3 separate regions of the Homo sapiens genome follow, and all the other regions are linked to region 2. Evidence: read pairs that join two places in POLR2A ChIA-PET (ENCODE). Cell type or tissue: MCF 10A. All regions are shown on one strand. Region 1 overlaps BMAL1 (basic helix-loop-helix ARNT like 1). Region 2 has its middle 16 kb from the start of BMAL1. Region 3 has its middle 67 kb from the start of BMAL1.

What was found. ChIA-PET counts read pairs that join two places held together with the same protein. Peaks named below come from ENCODE experiments on the same cell type or tissue, not always from the same donor. Only the 100,000 strongest peaks of a DNase experiment are listed, where the experiment ranks them.
Region 1: POLR2A ChIA-PET joins it to region 2 with 14 read pairs; 10 of 35 experiments call an interaction of 5 or more read pairs at or near these places.
Region 3: POLR2A ChIA-PET joins it to region 2 with 11 read pairs; 9 of 35 experiments call an interaction of 5 or more read pairs at or near these places.

Annotation. Positions count from the first base shown.
Region 1 is chr11:13,315,455-13,317,954 of GRCh38, reverse strand. All of the region lies in intron 2 of BMAL1 (basic helix-loop-helix ARNT like 1), which reads right to left. Among named protein-coding and RNA genes, the nearest start is that of BMAL1, 39 kb to the right of the region's middle. In MCF 10A, no CTCF peak of the experiment used is centred here; a DNase peak (open chromatin) is centred at 1,214.
Region 2 is chr11:13,260,719-13,263,218 of GRCh38, reverse strand. No RefSeq gene overlaps it. Among named protein-coding and RNA genes, the nearest start is that of BMAL1, 16 kb to the left of the region's middle. RefSeq lists an enhancer at 1,023-2,222. In MCF 10A, no CTCF peak of the experiment used is centred here; DNase peaks (open chromatin) are centred at 1,378, 1,808 and 2,398.
Region 3 is chr11:13,209,118-13,211,617 of GRCh38, reverse strand. No RefSeq gene overlaps it. Among named protein-coding and RNA genes, the nearest start is that of BMAL1, 67 kb to the left of the region's middle. In MCF 10A, a CTCF peak has its summit at 1,069 (motif pointing left); a DNase peak (open chromatin) is centred at 1,077.

The sequences.
Region 1 (2,500 bases), 55 kb before region 2:
TGGCCACTAATTTAAACATCTTAAAACACTATGAGTGCTGAACAAAACACATCTGCAAGCCAGATGCAGCCAGGGGGTAGACAGTTTTCAACCTCTGCCTGAAAGTATCTACGTATTTTTTAAATGGCTAATTTGGCTCACTTTTATTTCAGAAAGATGGGAAGAGGCAGAGTAATGGCAGGGAATGGAGATAAAAAACAAAACAGTCAAGTAGTTGCTATTAAGAAAGTATTTCTAACATACTTGTGAAGACAATGGTAGCTGTTTGTATCAAATTCTAAGGAAATTGTTTATATTTATTTAGCTATACAAGGCACAAAACTTGGAGAGGGAGAATTTCTCAGGTCTAGAGTAAATAATAACTCAGTGCATTGCCCACAATTTACTGTCAATGAACCTCTAAGAACTTCTGTCAGGTATTGTTTACCATAACGATTTTAAACAATAGTGACCATTGAAATAATGGCTCTTCTTTGCCAGGTGCTGTCCAGGCATTTGGCACCCAGGGTCACCAATGTGGGTCATACATCCACTGGACAAGATTCCAATAAAGGCCAATGTGACAAACCTTTTTCCAAAACAAAAAACAAAACAACAAAGGACATAGACTCAACATCATAAAATTGTGCTCCAGCATTTTTTTCAAAGACAAAACAATAATAAACATACTTGTGCTAATAATAATATCTGGACATAATGTGCAATTCAAAAAGCACTTTTCTTATATACCATCTCCCTTTCATCACAGCCTGCATTTTAGACTTTATATCTGTTCCAAAGTCTTCTTATAATTATTATTAACAATAATACTTTGACAAACAAAAACAATGTTAACAGATAATAAATATTTGGTGCTTTCTACACGCCAGTCACGGTGCTAAGCACATCTTCATTCCACTCTCACAAGAACCTTATAAAGGTTATTCTAATGATTACAATCCCATTTTACAGATGAGAAAATGGAGGCTAAGGGAGCTTGGTGGGTTTGTCTTAAGTCACAACGCTAGACAGACAGGGAGCTGATGTTCTGAAGCAGGTGGGCCTCCAAAGCCTGAGACCAGTGTGCCGAATGCCCTTTGAAGCAGGCGTCTTAGAGGCCAGCCACACTTTAAGCCCATCTCAGTTTGCTGCTGGCAAATGTACCTAGGGTGTGGCTAACGTCCCCCTTCTCCTCCTCCCACATCCACTTTCCCCATTTGGTCAGAAGCCATTTTAAAATTTTTATTTTTCCCAGTCAAAAACAGTATGAGTCAGTTGAAGCTCAGCCAGCCTGGCCCTAGAGAGCCCTGGAGGCCTGGTGAGTTGCCCTAGGGAACTGGGCTTCCCCTGCTGCCAAGGCCCCTGCCCAGCTGGCTGGAATCTAGGTAGGGTTTTCACATCACTGCAATCTCAATGAGGTCTGGGAAGTCATAACAACCCTGTGAAGTCACCAAGGTACCAAAGTGAGGGGTAGGGGAAAAGGGAGGTGCCTTCAGATCAGCGGGGGAGAAAATATGTATTTAGCCAAGAGCTATGATGTATCTACTATTCAAAGCTCCATGTTAGACCCCTGAGAGAGGGAGATATAGCAGGGGGATAAATAACACAAATAAAAACATCATGCATGAAAAAAGCACACATCCACACACACATGCACACATACCAACTGCACCATGAAGCAGCTTCTCTTAAGGCAATGACCTCAGGCTCTCCCTCAGCCTTCCGTAGGGCCATGGGCCCTGACTGTACAAAGTATTGCTCTGCCACAGAAACCACAGTCCAGGGCAGACGGACCATCATGACCTGCCATGGGCAGTCATCCTCAGAGTGTGTGCAGATCAAGAGGACCAGGAGAAGGGCAGCTGGCTCTGCCCTGAGAGACAAAGGGGGCCCCTTTCCTTGAAGAAGGACAACAAAGGGGTTGTAAGGTAGAGAAAAGGGCAAAGGGAGTGGGCAGAAGGAACAGACCTTAACAAGGCACAGATGTTTCCTCAGCACAGCTGGTTCTGATGCAGAACCATGGAAGTGAGGGTGACGGCCAAACCCCATGCACGCACTCAGTGAGCTCCAGAAAGGGGGAGGCCTGGGCTGGCTCTTTTATGGTCCTAGCCCACCCTCCTGTGATGCAAAAGGCAAGAAGCAGCTGTGGGCAAGTGGGCAGTCCCACATGCTCTCGGTCAACTCCAGGCTGCGCACCTGCCTAGAGTCCTAGGTACTCCTGCCATCCTGGGGCTCAAAAGGGCTGCCCAGTGAGGGAACAAACATTCATTAATCAAATAACCACACAAACCGAGGTCATGACCTCCATGACAAGTGCTGGAAAAGGACAGACTGCAAGGACTTGGAGCAGAGGGAACGGTGGCGTATAGAAGGGTCAGAGCGTAAACCCACAGTCCAGCATCTGGGATAAACTCCTGCTCTGTCACCTACTCAATGGGTCGAGGCCTCAGTTTCCTCACACAGTGTCTTTGGGACAATGATGACACTTACCTCAGCCAACATCTACCAAGCCCCTAATACA
Region 2 (2,500 bases):
GCCAGGAAAGAAGTGAGTAGAAGCAGATCTGGAGGGACTAGGAGGGCAGGTGAGTCTGACTTTATTCAAAGTGCTTTGGAAGCCTTTAGAGGGCTCAAGTGAGGGGGAACCTAATCCGACTTACACTTGGAAGAAGCATGGGGTGGACAGTGACCTTCTCAGCTGTTTTCTGAAGAAATGATTGGAGAGAAAGTGGGTAAACGTGTGGGTTTGCCTTTCTCTTCCAAATCTTCCCAATATAATGTTTTTCTAATTAAGACTAATATTCTTCCTTGCAATCAAAAGGGTGAGAGTTACATTCTGCACCACTCAACAGCCATGCTTCAGAGAGGGGTCTTGGGTACTGGCAGTGAGCGATATCAACAATGCAACAACAACAGTAAAGCTTACGGAGCATGACTATGTGTACTCAATATGAGTACTTATGTGCATTAGATGTTTTAGTGCACAAGAGCCTTATATAGGGTGTATTGCCACCTTTATTTTACAGAGAAGGACAAAGAGGTGAATTAACTTGTCCAAGGTCACAGAGCAGCTAAGACAAAAATGAATGAAGAAACGATTTCCAAATAAATATAGTCAGTCTTTGATTGGTTTTTCGTCCTGTCTTCCACATTCATTGTGAAAAATGCAAACTGTACAAAACTGCATAAAGTAGAAAGTTAAAGCTCCCTGTAACCCTGCCCCTAAGGTGAGAGTTTGAACTTGCGCTCCGTGGTTTTTCCCCCAGCAGAGCTAGAATACTTCCTATAGGCAACCTGAAAAGCTCTCAGGTATCTGACTTCTACAAAGGGGCTGGTCCTCTCTTAAGCCAGTTTAGAAACAGAAGAATATAAAGCCACTTTCTTACCATTTCTGCTATAGAAAGTGAACGCCAAACCATTCTGGCTACAAAGAGAGTCACACCCATTTGGAGTGAAAGCTTTCATGAGTTTACATCACTGCTTAGAAGGACAGGCCAAAAAATACAGCAGGAGGACAATGAGAGTTTACCTTCATCCACGAACAATAAAACGAGAACAATGTAGAAGAGAAATCTGGTTGTTCATTTCTCCTCATTTTTATGTCTCATAAGAGAAATCATTTGGGTTTTCTCTGTAAAAAAACAAAACAAAACCAAAAACCCTAGTTTTAGCAGCAAAACTAATCACAACAAAACGATATTCTGGTGTCATTTTATAAATTCTGAATAAAAGCTGGAGGTATTCAAATTTCTAAACCCTGCAGCACAAAAGGCAGCTTTCCAAACAGGACTAGGCCACGCTAACTGTTGAATAGGAAAACTAATTAGCATCCTGTGTGAACTATCTTGTCTTTTTTTAGGACCGGAAATCAAATGGGAAGGGTTCCCTCCTGTTCCAAGTGAGTTCCAGAAGAATTACTCACGCTCCTTAACCTATGAGTCAGAAAGGAGTCTAGGAGAGTGTTTCCAAAACAGGCTGACAATAAGATAAACAAAGCAATTGATCTGTGGCAGTCAGGAGATCAGGGCTGCCACTGGTCAAAGTGAGGGATCAGGTCTAGAGTGTAAGATGGTAAACCTGGGATCGGCTGAGTCTCCCTGGAGAAGCCGTGCCAGAGCTCTGCAGACCAACCAGCCCCGAGCCATTTCCCGAAAGTCAATGTCCACAGGGAGGTTTGGTTCAGAACCTTTATTCAATTTCATTGATTTAGTGTATGGAATTGTAGCATCTTTCCCCCCGTATAACTCAAGGGACTTGTCTGCCATCACACTGCACTGCCTAGCCTGGCTCTCTAAATGCTTTGGCTATCCATGCGTTTGGACGTCCCACAACACAGGATATTAATCATTTCAGGACTCTGGGCCTGTTCCCAGTGTCCATGTTCGCCACTGTTGAGCTGCAGCCAGAAAAGCAGTTCCCAAATGACAGAGACGTTCCTAAACTTAAATACAAAGTAATCAAAATTCAGTTTAGGAGATAACCCAGCATCAAGCAGATACTCTCCTGGGAAGGTAGAGGATAAACTTCCTCATTGCTCCTTCTAGGGAAGAGTCTGAAGCCAGGGCTCAGCTCTGTCTGCGGCTGCTACAGGCCTACAGGCATCTCCTAACGGAGGATTTAGGGGTGTGCACGAGGCCTCATGAGGACACTGCCCCGCTAGCCTGATCCTTCCTTCCAAGAGAAAACCGCAGTGTGGATGTGCCGAGGTCGGCCCTGCCATGGAGGAAGAGCGGAAGCTGACTGGTGTTTTTCTCGATCCGCCATTAGACCTATTCGTGTACAGAGGCCAGGCTGAGGTGAGGGTGGGGTGGAGGAGGAACAGTGTCCTAAACAAGAATCCTGTCTCATCTGCTTGCCCTGACTTGCCCCTCTGTCCATCTGTCACGCAGTAGTCAGTCATCTTTCTAAACGCAGCTCTCAGATCACCTCCTCTCCTGAAAGCCTTTGAGGGAACCCTCCCTGAATACACACCTACAGAAATTCCAAAATTCTTCATAGGCCATCCAAGGCCCTTCACTCCTTGACTTTCTGCCTAA
Region 3 (2,500 bases), 52 kb after region 2:
AGAGTCCTGGGGAGGTAGGAATCATGTATGATTTTGAATTAACATTGAGTCTGTAGCACAATTAGTACTTGAGCACCCAATTAAAAATAACAGCCTCCATCATTCTTTTTTTAATAGTTTTCTTTTTTCTTTTTTATAATCTTTTATTCTTTTTTCATAGCAGTTATAATCACTTGCCATATATGTGTGTATGTATATGGCAATAATATATATGTATTTATTTCCTTTGTTACATTGAAAGCTTCATAAGGGCAGAGAATTTGTCACTGATTTATTTTTTCCCAGCACCAAAAACAGTACCTGGCACTTGATGGTCATTTCATAAGTAGTTTTTGCATATGTAGCATTTAATAAATATTTGTTCAAAGAATAAATATATTTTGTGTAATAATAATAACAGCCACCCTCACCAGCAATATGATGGTACTTAATTAGCCCACCTAGCTTTATGCAATTGTATGTCTATATTTTCCATAAATTTATTATGTAAAGTTATAATAATTACTACCAAATTTATCAAAATAACTACATTAATATACAAAATTCAACCTTTACTATAGTCAGTAGTCAAGGTAACTTGTTTATCTGCTCATATACCCTTAAAATAATTTATGAATCCATTGCCCCAGAAGAGGAAAATCAAATAATGATGAACATCCAATCCATGATTGCAGTTAGATCTGTTAAGGAATTATTATCTGTCTCCTCCAGGGTAAGTGTTCTTTTGATCAGCCCTGCTACATTTCCCTTCGAAGAGGTCTTATGAATATTCACTGCCACTGATATGAATGGAAATGCTCATTTTCCTCAAAAAGGAAGGCAGGTTGGCAAATAACAAAATTGGCCATAGTAAGGATGGACTGAAGAGGGTGGAGGATGGACTAAGAGGGTGAAGGATGGTGGTTGGAAAGGCAGATGTCTAGGACTTGAAATCCTCACAGGACTGCCTTTATGTCTTGTACTGCAATCAGGCAGGCAAAAGAGTGGCTTGGGATGATGCTCCCAGCTTCCCAGTTTCTCCAAATCCTTACCTCTGCGGCTTCCTTCTGCAGTGGCCTAAGAAATCTAGGTTACTTGTGCCACCTGCTGCCCAGATTGTGGATGACTTGCTGACATGCATACACACCTCTTGGGATTTTGTTTGTTTGTTTGCTTCAAGCAATTTTTACCCAGCTCACTCCTTATCCATGGCTTTCTGACTTTCTTGTTTTCTTTTTTTTGTTGTTGTTCTTTACAGAGATAATCAAGGTAAACTGACTTTCTCCTCCTCTTGTCCTTGGAGCACACCTTCTGAGCTATGAATATACGTGAAAGCATGGTCTGGGAGGGTGCTTTGGAAAAAACTGGGGCTCACAGCTTCCACATGCTGTTCTCATTTCTGACCATGTTTTAACCTCTTGTTTCCATTCAATGCACTAATGGCCTTGGGTAGGCCCTGCTGGAACAAAGATGAATGAGACGTGATTCTGCTCCCCAAGGAGCTCATAGACTACTGGGAAGGGGGAGTGTAGATACATAAACAAATAATTAAAATTCAATGTTATGATAGGGACAATACAGACACAGAGGGAGATGTAAAGTCCACTGATGGGAACCAGCAGAGCTTTGGAGAGGAGATGCTGCTTACCTACTCTCTGAGGGATGGGCTGGGGTTCAGAAGGTGGAAAGGAGGACTGGCGTTTTAGGGAGGTGGAATGGCATTTGCAAAAGTAGCGGGGAAACAGCCTATTTGGGGAGTAGTGAGAAGTAATTTGGTAACCACTGTTAACATTTTCTCATAGGTCCTTCCAGGCTTTCTGACATGCATTTTCCTGTGTATATTTGTGAATGGATGAGTGTGTGTGTGTGTGTGTGTGTGTGTGTGTCTGTGACTTGCCTTCATTTCACTAAACATTGTATGTTAGAAGTCTCTCCGTGTCAGTAAAGAAAAGCTCCTTCATTTTTTAAAACTTCTGTAGTGTTCTATTGTGTTGATCTATTATAGTCCCTCTTTAATAGACCGTTTAGGTAGTTTCCAGTTTTTCACCTCCTATGTGTATCTTCGTGAACCAATGTCTAGAGAGGAAGTTGCTGAGTTAAAGGGTACCTACATTTAAATATTGACTGCTATTACTTAATGACCTCCAAAAAGGCTTTACCAATGTATACTCTTCATGGAGTGGCTAAAGTATGTCATGGCCTAGTAAGTCTTTCACATTTTCCCCTTTCTGCCTTAATCCATGGCATAATTTTCCTCTCCCGAAAATAATGATCCTGACAGCAATCCTACATGTATGGAATGAGTTGCCCCCATTTTACAGATGACAAAAAACGGAGGATCAGAGGAGTTGGGTCTTATCCACAGTGCCCCAGGGAGTCAGAACCAGAACTAGAACTCGGGCCTTCAGAATCCTAAAGCTTTTTCTACTATGTTGCTAGGCAACACTTCTCCCTTTTGATTCTTGTGCCAATGCTACTTGTTGCCATGGTACTGCTGGGACAAGGAGCAATAAGTTGTAAT